Linked DNA regions of Homo sapiens: regions 1 and 2 are each linked to region 3. The links are chromatin contacts, found by Hi-C or POLR2A ChIA-PET in ENCODE. All regions are on one chromosome and are shown on one strand. The core of a region is the stretch at or near the end of the contact, and the rest is flanking DNA. Distances in the headings are between cores, read along the strand shown.

What was found. A loop is a pair of places that touch in the nucleus more often than their neighbours do. ChIA-PET counts read pairs that join two places held with the same protein, here RNA polymerase II (POLR2A). Pooled maps may share reads with other maps.
Region 1: a loop to region 3 is called in a map of HCT116, with 14 times the contacts of the local background. The contact joins two enhancer-like sites. A Hi-C loop is called at or near these places in 6 of 168 maps with a recorded cell type or tissue (Caco-2, HCT116, K562 and 3 more), 17 of 37 single-sample maps with no recorded cell type and 16 of 50 pooled maps. POLR2A ChIA-PET finds 5 or more read pairs at or near these places in 2 of 52 experiments (GM10248 and Panc1).
Region 2: a loop to region 3 is called in a pooled map, with 4 times the contacts of the local background. The contact joins two enhancer-like sites. A Hi-C loop is called at or near these places in 2 of 168 maps with a recorded cell type or tissue (K562 and psoas muscle) and 6 of 50 pooled maps. POLR2A ChIA-PET finds 5 or more read pairs at or near these places in 3 of 52 experiments (A673, PC-9 and activated CD4-positive, alpha-beta T cell).

Annotation. Positions count from the first base shown.
Region 1 is chr5:32,330,310-32,333,869 of GRCh38, reverse strand. No RefSeq gene overlaps it. Among named protein-coding and RNA genes, the nearest start is that of MTMR12, 19 kb to the right of the region's middle. Within about 2 kb of position 2,014, at least 7 of the 41 ENCODE cell types and tissues checked have a DNase peak (open chromatin) inside an H3K27ac peak, as active enhancers do.
Region 2 is chr5:32,209,336-32,212,895 of GRCh38, reverse strand. No RefSeq gene overlaps it. Among named protein-coding and RNA genes, the nearest start is that of GOLPH3, 37 kb to the right of the region's middle. RefSeq lists a silencer at 1,132-1,291. Within about 2 kb of position 1,660, at least 5 of the 41 ENCODE cell types and tissues checked have a DNase peak (open chromatin) inside an H3K27ac peak, as active enhancers do.
Region 3 is chr5:32,611,416-32,614,866 of GRCh38, reverse strand. No RefSeq gene overlaps it. Among named protein-coding and RNA genes, the nearest start is that of SUB1, 28 kb to the right of the region's middle. Within about 2 kb of position 1,611, at least 3 of the 41 ENCODE cell types and tissues checked have a DNase peak (open chromatin) inside an H3K27ac peak, as active enhancers do.

The DNA of each region.
Region 1 (3,560 bases), core at 765-3,264, 280 kb after region 3:
TTTCCCTTTTATTGTCTATAAATCTTTTTCCACCATTTGGCTGTGCTGGAATCTCTCTGAATCCACTGTAATTCTGGGAGCTGTCCAATTCGCAAATTGTTTTTTGCTCAATTAAACTCTTTTAAATTTAATTCTGCTGAAGTTTTTCTTTTAAAAGTGTACAGAATTATAAATTCATGTGTGTGTGTATATATATATATATATATACTGAAGCATTATTGGCAAGTGTGCAACATTAAAAACAATTGAAATTGTCCCATAAGGACTTTAATGAAATACAGCCCAATCATCTAAATTAATATATAGACCAGTAAGTCAAAAGGAGAGTGCTGGCTGGGTGTGGTGGCTCACACCTGTAATCCCAGCACTTTGGGAGACTAAGGCAGGAGGATCGCTTGAGCCCAGGAGTTTGAGACCAGCCTGGGGGCACAGTGAGATGTCATCTCTTCAAAAATTTTAAAAGTTATCTGGGCATGGGTTTATGAACATATAGTCCTGGTTACTGGGGGACTGAGGTGTGAGGATCCCTTGAGCCCGAGAAGTCGGGGCTGCAGTGAGCCATGATTGTACCACTAAACTCCAGCCTGGATGACAGAGTGAGGCCCTGTATATATATTAATTAATTAATTAATTAAAGGGGAGTGCCTCATTTTTAAATATCATTCCTTTTTCAATCCCTGTTACTCATGAGATGTGTCAACTCCTCAGGAATGTTAGGTCAGGAAAAGACGAAATAACTATGTAGGCGAATAACACATGAAGAAATCTACTTTATAATGTTTGATGAAAAAAAATCAGGTCATAAAACCAGGTGTAGGCTGGGCGCGGTGGCTCGCGCCTGTAATCCCAACACTTTGGGAGGCCGAGGTGGGTGGATCGCTTGAGGTCAGGAGTTTAAGATCAGACTGGCCAACATGGCGAAACCCCGTCTCTATTAAAAATAAAAAAATTAGCCGGGCGTGGTGGCACACACTTGTAATCCCAGCTACTCGGGAGGCTGAGGCAGGAGAATTGCTTGAACCTGGGAGGCAGAGGTTGCAGTGAGCCAAGCTCGCACCACTGCACTCCAGCCTGGATGACAGAGCCAGACTCCATCTCAAAACAAACAAACAAACAACCAAACAAAAAAACAGGTGTAAATCATTATTCTTTTTTGTTTGAATAGACATGAATATACATATAGACCACTCTTCCCCAAAATGTTCTTGTGTTTACCCTGTGTAGTATGATTATGGCTTGTTTTCTTTGGGATTTTGATTTCTATTTGATTAAAATTGCTAATATCTAGTTTCTAGGATTTCTGTAATTATTTTTCCTACTTAATAGTGAATTAATTAATAATTCTTAAATAATGATGACTTAATAATTCTCTTTTTTTTAAAGCTGTAAGCTGGGCACAGTAGTGCATGCCTGTAAGTCCCAGCCATTCGGAAGGTTGAGGCAGAAGGATGGCTTGAGGCCAGGAGTTCAAGACCAGCCTGGGCAACATAGTGAGACATTGTCTCAAAATAAAATATAACATAAACTTTAAATTTAAAAGGCGTAAAACTTATCCTAAGGATAAATTGCAACATGCTTAAGGATAAATTGCAAACTTTTTAGCATGGTATTCAAAGCCCCATCAACTGTGGCTCCAACCCGTCCTTCTTGTCTTGTCTTTGACTTCTCCCTGTGTTATAACCAACAGTAACCTCCAGAGCAAAGTCCTTGCTCTCACCTCCCCACATATATGCATGTCCTGCTTTTTTTCTGAGTTCAGCCTCACAGACCTTTGTGAGATGCTTCTTCTCTGACCGAGTGTGACAGAGTCTTTCCTCTGGGATGGGGAAAGGTGTTGTCTTGGTGACATGAAGAGACCAGTAAAAAAGGAGAACAGAGCTTTCTAAAAATGAATGGATTACTTCTCTGCCCCTACGTTGTTCCAAACTGAGTTTCTCTTGTCATTTTCTTTTCAGTTGATGTCGTCTCACATGAGGTGAGAAAATAAATGGACTCCTCCCGCTCCCCGCCCCCTTTCTGGCTCCCAGTTCAGCTAAGCCATAAAACTTCTTTTCAGACAACTTAAACGTGTGTAAGATATTTGCAGTGTCTGAGGTTGCCTTGTTTGGTGCTGTACTTGGCTGCTCTCAGAACCCGTTCCAGAGGCCAGGTGAATGAATGGTGAATAGACTCCAGTGTTCTGGAGGGAGGTAGGGGGACAGGGAAATGGCTGATCATGAACAACGCCCAAGCAGAAAAGTTAGTCTATAAAATACAGAGATGTTTCTTTGCAGCTTAACAATTTCTATTCCTTATGTTCTCTTTTTTACCTTTGGACAAAAAGGATTTTTAAAAAAATTGTTTGATTACATTTTAACCTTGAGGCAGATGACCTTTACAAATATTAAACAGTGGGCCTTTCACAACCTCCGGGTTCTTTTACAGCCACCTGAACAATAAGCCCTTCAGCTCTTCAGTGAGTAGGAACGGTTAGCCAAGCCCAAAACAGGTCTAACTGCACTTTAAGCAAAGATCCAGTATCCCAGCAGGGAGGCACGCCTGGCCTGTTTTTATTTGAGAAGGTTCTCCCAACCCCTAAGTCAGCAACAGCTTCCTTCTTTCTAAGATCATTAGGCTCCAAACACCAGCAGCCCTCCTCTGCGGAAAAGAGGCGTCTTCTCATTCTTCTTCCAGGTTTTCAAACCCTATTCAGCCCTGAACAAAATTTGGAAGGAAGAGAAGATTGTCTCAGTGTCATCTTCCTTCAACTTGAAGAACAGACAGCCTGGTTGTTCTCACCCTTCCCTGATCAGCTCAGCCCAGCCAGAAATTCTCAGATCTAAACTTCATGCTTTGATCTCAGATAAAATCCAGAAGAACACATTATTTTTATTTGTGATGCGCAGCCTTTGTTTGATTGAATGACATGTAAAGCATTTAATTGTGTCAATCTTAATAATTTGAGACATCAACAAGCTTCTTCATTCCTCCCTCCTGGATGGAGATCATCCCTAAGTCAGATGCCTGAACTTGACCTCTATTATCCTGGAATGAGTCAAGAGAAATTTAAATGGGGAGCACAACAGGTTTTTCTAGCTGCTACTTCCCTCTCCTACATCCCAACTCTCTTCCCTCCCAACATGACCAGGCACACATACACATACACGCACCATGAGGGCTCTGAGCCAGGAGAGAGACAGGTCTGGAAAGAGCGCAGGGAGAAGGAGGTAGTGTCATTCCACTTATCACCTCCCCACAGTTTGCCTGTCATTTGGGGGATATGAGAGAAGAAGGGGCCTGAGTCCTGCACCTCTGTCTGAGAGTTTTGTAGCTGATGGACCTCCTGACCAACTCCCTCGACCCTGCCACACACGCACGCACACACATACTTGCATGCACACACACACACACATGCATACGCATGGTATGGAGTGGTTGAAATGGAGCCATGGTCTTTCCAGGTGCTGCAGAGCTTGTCTCTATGTCTCCCAAGTTTTCCACGGCCCTCAAGTGAGACACAGCAAGTAATTAGGAGAGAGAGCCAAGGTGCAACTGGGAGGCCGCCCAGCAGAGGAAATGAG
Region 2 (3,560 bases), core at 411-2,910, 400 kb after region 3:
TAAGAAAATGTCCATAATATTTTCTTTTTTTTACATTAAAAAATGTTTGTGGGTACACAGTAGGTATATATATTTGTGGAGTACATGAGATATTCTTTTTTTTCTTTTTTTTTTTTTTTGAGACAGAGTCTCACTCTGTTGCCCAGGCTGGAGTGCAGTGATGCGATCTCTGCTCACTGCAAGCTCCACCTCCCGAGTTCAAGTGATTCTCCTGCCTCAGCCTCCAGAGTAGCTGGGACTACAGGTGCCCACCACCACGCCCAACTAATTTTTTGTATTTTTAGTAGAGACAGGGTTTCACCGTGTTAGCCAGCATGGTCTCCATCTCCTGACCTCGTGATTCACCCACCTCGGCTTCCCAAAGTGCTGGGATTACAGGCATGAGCCACCGCACACGGCTGAGATGTTCTGATACAGGCATGCAATGTGAAATAAGCACATCATGGAGAATGGGCTATCCATCCCCTCAAACAGTTATCCTTTGTGTTACAAACAATCCAATTAGACTCATTTAAAAATGTGCGATTAAGTTATTATTGGCTATAGTCACCCTGTTGTGCAATCAAATAGTATGTCTTGCCACAATATATTCAGTGAAAAAAGTATGAATTTAAAAATCATGGCCGGATGCTGTGGCTCACACCTGCAATCCTAGCACGTTGGGAGGCCGAGGCGGGTGGATTGCCTGAGCTCAGGAGTTCAAGACCAGCCTGGGCAACACAGTGAAACCCTGTCTCTACTAAAAATACAAAAAATTAGCCAGGCCTGGTGGTGGGCACCTGTAGTCCCAGCTACTTGGGAGGCTGAGGGAGGAGAATTGCTTGAACTCGGGAGGTGGAGGTTGCAGTGAGCCGAGATCATGCCACTGCACTCCAGCACTCCAGCCTGGGCCACAGAGTGAGACTCTGTCTCCAAAAAAAAAAAAAAAAAAAAAGTCAAAATTCTAGTTTAATTTACATAAATGCATGGAAAAGTAGCAGGAAAACATTCCCAAATGTTAAGATAAGTTATCTCAAAGCAATGGATTTATTGGTCATTTTTTTCTCCTTTTTATATATTATTTTATTTTTATTGACACATTAGATGTTCATATATTTGGGGTTATATATATATATATATATATTTATTTATTTGAGTTGGAGTCTCGCTCTGTCACCCAGGCTGGAGTGCAGTGGCTTAATCTCAGCCCACTGCAACCTCTGACTCCCGGTTTCAAGCTATTCTTCTGTTGCAGCTTCCTGAGTAGCTGGGACTACAGGCACCTGCCACCACACCCAGCTAATTTTTGTATTTTTAGTAGAGATGGGGTTCTCCATGTTGGCCAGGCTGGTCTCAAACTCCTGACCTCAAGTGATCCACTCGCCTCAGCCTCCCAAAGTGCTGGGATTACTGGCATGTGCCACCACACTCGGCCTCTTTATATATTTTTTAATTGAACTTTTTCCCTACAATGAACTTGTGAGTTAGCTATTGATTTTTTTCCCTTTGGTTGCGAAAGAGAGAAACCCAAATTGATTGTGCTTTAACCAAAGGGGGAAGTTGTCATAAGGATCCTGTTCTATCTCAGAAACTCAATGACAGGAAATAGCAGGGCCTCCCCAGTTACTGGAACCAGAAATGCAAATGCTGCCTACGTTCTTTCTCCATCTCAGGGGCTCCTCTCAGTTTGTTTACTCTGTTTCCTCCCCACTTTCTCTCTGGATCAGTTTTCTCTGGTCCAAGTGAGGGAAAATGTGCATCCTAAAGCCCCTGACTTAAAAATTTATAACCCTGGGACTTTCAGATCTAAATCTCCAGAGTAAGGATTGAGAGTGTCTCAGCTGGGATAAGTACACAGCCCTGAGGCAGTCACCTGCACACGGGCAGAATCATGGCGCACTGACATGGCGGCTTCCATGGTAATCATGTGTGGTGTGCATGTGCGTGTGTGTACAGAAGAGTACATGTACTGTCCACACACACACACGTACCCCCCACACTATTTACAAAGCAATAGTCTTCACAACAACATGGAACTTTATCAAAATTAGAAAAAAAATCTTTAAAATCTTATAAATTGTGTATAACATTGTAAATCAGCATTTATTTCTACCTCTCATTTTTAAACACCTAAACTCATACTTTTTTTTTTTTTTTGAGATGGAGTCTCTCCCTGTCACCCAGGCTGGAGTGCAGTGGCTCGATCTCAGCTCACTGCAACCTCCACCTCCTGGGTTCAAGTGATCCTCCTGCCTCAGCCTCCCGGGTAGCTGGGATTACAGTTGTGCACCACCATGCCTGGCTAATTTTTCTATTTTTAGTAGAGATAGGTTTCCACCATGTTGGCCAGGCTGGATAATACACTCATTCTTAATTAGTGGTCTCACAAATTCTCTCTACTAGTCACAAAATGTAGAGAGTATCTTCTTCAACCATGTCATTTTAGAGAGGATAAACTCAAGCCCAGAGGGGTGAAATGACTTGCCAAGCCACCCCCCCCAGGGGGTTCACGGAATGTCCTCTCAGCAGTTTTCGTGCCAAGTGCATTTCTTCTCCCCTGCCCAAACCACCCATCCTTCATTCACCCTCTCCACACCGAGCTTGGGCCCCAAGACTATTCAGAACAAAGTCTTGGAAGCACAGTGGACCTGGTGGTCCCACAGCACTGCTGCTCTATTCAGCTGCATTTCCTAGACCTGGACACCCACTGAGTCTCTTCAGTCTCTTTTCATGCATAATTAACTCTAACTCACAGATCATAGGCAGGGCAAAGGTATACCGGAGGGGGGTAGGCATATTCCAAACAAAGGGAGCCTCCTACCTCCAAATGTTACAGATTGTTCATCTGGGAGTCCAAATACCTGAACACATACCTCCACGTATGTATTTTTAGTAGAGATGGGGTTTCTTTTTATTATAACATTTTATTACAACAGGATGGAGACCAGGCGTGGTGGCTCACACCTGTAATCCCAGAACTTTCAGAGGTCAAGGGAGGAGGATCACCTGACCCGGGAGTTTGAGACCAGTCTGGGCAACACAGGGAGATCTCATCTCTACAAAAAATTTAAAAAATAGCTGGGCAAAGTGGTGCATGCCTACAGAACCAGCTACTCAGGAGGCTGAGGCAGGAGGATTGCTTGAGCCCGGGAGGTCAAGGCTGCAGTAAGCTGTGATCACGCCCCTGCACTCCAGCTGGGCAACAGAGCAAGACCCTGCATCAAAGAAAAAACAAACCAGGATGGCAAAAATGCTAATTTTTTTTTTTTTTAATTTATTTTTTTATTGATAATTCTTGGGTGTTTCTCACAGAGGGGGATTTGGCAGGGTCATGGGACAATAGTGGAGGGAAGGTCAGCAGATAAACAAGTGAACAAAGGTCTCTGGTTTTCCTAGGCAGAGGACCCTGCGGCCTTCCACAGTGTTTGTGTCCCTGATTACTTGAGATTAGGGATTGGTGATGACTCTTAACGAGCATGCTGCCTTCAAGCATCTGTTTAACCAAGCACATCTTGCACCGCCCTTAATCCATTTAACCCTGAGTGGACACAGCACATGTTTCAGAGAGCACAGGGTTGGGG
Region 3 (3,451 bases), core at 362-2,861:
CTGGATTGGATCTGAGACCAAAAATGAGGATACTGGTGGGACAGTTGTAAAATTGGTACCATTAGATAATTGTATCAATGTTAGTTTCCTGCATTTGATAATTGTACTGTGGTTACATAAGATATTAACAATTTGAGTGAAGTAGGAATTTGAGTGAAGTACTTACAGAAATCCTTTGTACTGTTTCTACACTTTTCTTTAAAGTCTGAAGTTATTTCAAAACAAAAAGAACTTGGCCAGGCGCGGTGACTCACGCCTGTAATCCCAGCACTTTGGGAGGCTGAGGCAGGTGGATCCCTTGAGCCCAGGAGTTTGAGACCAGCCTGGCCGACATGGCGAAACCCCATCTCTACTAAAAATACAAAAATTAGCCAGGCAAGGTGGCACACACCTGTAATCCCAGCTACTCTGGAGGATGAGGCAGGAGAATCGCTTGAACCCGGGAGGTGGAGATTATTTGAAGTCCACGCCCGCCGACTGGACCTATGAAGCCTCCATGCACATAGTGAGTATTAGCCTGCACTAACACTAACACTAACAAACGCTACCAAATGTGCACTAACACTGCCAGATAACCTTTCTTCATGTTCCTGGTAAACTCACAATCCCACTGTTGAAGAAATCAAGTTTGGATTGTGTTTAGAATAGTGCTTTTGGAAATACTTCACTGATGGCATTCCAATTGGCCATGCTCAGCCAATTGTTAGAGTTGGCTATTTATGAAGGATTGAAGAAAAATACTAGAAAATATAGCCTCACTTTATTTTATATAAAAGTTAAAAATTAATATCCTGGTTGAGCATGGTGGCTCACACCTGTAATCCTAACGCTTTGGGAGGCCAAGGCTGGGGAATTGCTTGAGCCCAGGAGCTCAAAACCTGTCCAGGTAACATAGCAAGACCCCCATCTCTACAAAAAGTCAAAAAAAAAAAAAGCAATGATGGCATGCATCTGTAGTTCCAGCTACTTGGGAGGCTGAGGTGGGGGAATCACTTGAGCCTAGGAGTTCAAGACTATAGTGAGCTATGACCAAGCCACTGTACTCCAGCCTGGGTGACAGAGTGAGACCTTGTTTCAAAAAATAAAATAAAGTATCTTCCCCCACCCTTGATAATATTTCCCTGTGAGCTGGTTTATTTACTATACATATTATTAAAACAAAACATAGAAACAGTTTAGATAGACACTATCCCCTGTGACTGTCATCAACTCAATCTAGTTAAGTTTTAACAAGAAACAAGTTCATTTATCACATTAAAAACTAAATATTGATATATATCATGTTGTTCAAAACTAGTCTAGGTATTTAATGTGGGTATTTCAATGGCTATTTCCACCATTTCACTCTTTGTTTAGTTTTGTTTATACTGATAATGAACATTGTGCAGTTTTTACTTTTTCTTCACGTTTTTTGATTTATTAAAATATTATTGCTAAATCTAATAATAAAACATTCAGACTTGTATTTTGTATTTTTATACGCTTTTCTAATCATTTATTTGTATTTAACAAAAGTAGTGATCCACAACCCATTGGAAATAACCACAATTTGAGAAGCAATGCAGTCGCCTTTGATATTCCCGAGATGGACACTAGGTGGCGCCCAAGGATCTTCTTCCTGGCTGGTTGCGTGATCTTTGCAATGGCACGCTGGTCATAAGGCGCTTGGCAGTGTATAAGTGATAAGGCGCTTTTCCAGTGTAGACGGGCAGAATTGTCAGACCTTTCCTATCTATCAAGTCCACAGAGAAGGCAACTCACTCTCCTTTGTAGGGGACATCTATAAATAATTGAAGTTGACTTACACAAATGAAGACATTTTCATGTTTTGCCTATTGTTGGGAGGCTTCCCAGCTGAATAGAAGTAATCTCTAAACACCAAAGCTGTTACAACTATTGTTATATCAAGAAGACTATTTGAGAGCCTTTGTTCAATAATAGTGACAGGAGCCAACCACATCCGGGCCAAATTATAAAGGAAATCTACAAAGTCTTTTCAATGCCCACATCTCCCAGAATCAGGAGGGCAGTGGAATGGCAGAACAGAATTCTGAAAAATACCTGGCTGATATCAATCTATAAACGAGACCTCGAGAGGCAATCCTTGCATGCAGTCCTCATAAATATGAGATCCACAGTCAACAGAAAGACTCTCCCACACACAATAGACAGCCGAGTACAACACTTCCGGCTGCTCCCCGGGAGCCACTCACAGGACACTCCTATATTTAAACATACATTGAATGCTATTTAAAAACACACATGAAATATATCAAAGCTTTCCATTAAGAGATCTGAGAATCCAACCCTGATGAGCCCTGCCACAGCTACAACCTATGTGAAAGTTCAGCAGAGAAACTTATTCCTTCAGCCTCACTAGGACAGTGCTAACAAAGACCAGCTTATCACCAACACATAAATTGTCAAAGCCTTTAGCTTTCAATACGTTCTTCCCCCTCTAAGACTTTTGCACCACTGGGGCAGACAGCAAGAAGAATGCAGACCCGTCTATGGCCAAGGGCAGACCACAAGAATGCAGACCTATGGCCAAGGTTGACATCAAGAATGCAGACCTGTCTACGGCCAAGGTCGACATCATCCCTTGAGATGACTTGTCAAGGTTTCCAGGCCTGCCACTTGTGACTAGAAGTCTGATTTCCAACTTGTGTACCTGCCTCGAGAGTTTGCTCTGGCCATTCTTCAAGTTTGTCAGCCCAAGTCCTCAAAAACTTGTAAATCTCCCCATCCAACTCTGACCTTGTTTTGCTTGGGGTTGAACGTGCTAGGAATGAATACCCACTCTGTCAAGGAGAATGCAGTGGAACAGCAGCCACTGGAAATCATCCCTGCGTGGAGATAGGCAGTAGCCCTAGTTATTGCCAATAACCTCATGTTCCTACTGATAATCTTGATCATCTTTGGTAGTGAGACAACACAAAGAGATCATGTAGCCTTGGAATAGATACAAGTTTGCCTATTAAATCGGGGGGTCAAACTGTGAAGATCCCTTCTTTCTTGGATTTTTTTGCTAGTTGATGATTTTAACAGTTGTTTCTGGTCACTGCCATGACTGTTTTTAGAGGCCTCATAGGGCAAGAAAGACCAAACACATTAAAAATAACCAAGTGAAGTTCTTTTGCACAAAGTTTGAAGACATTCATCTTTGACTTTAATCTACAGAACTAGGTAACAGAGGTTTTTAATCCTAATCCGTAATAGTTGTCTCTGCTAATCTTATTTGTCCATTATTAGTCAAGCTCCCAACCTGAAAAGACACACTCGAATTATGCCAATTCAAGGAGTAAAATTTATTAAAATATATTATTTACAAAGGTGTGAGTGAAGGCTTAGGAAAACAAAAGGGTAACCAGTAGTAACAGAGGAACTAAACATCCCACAGTTGAAAGTTGTAGGGACCGAGTAGCTGCTGGAACCCATAAGAAACTCACAT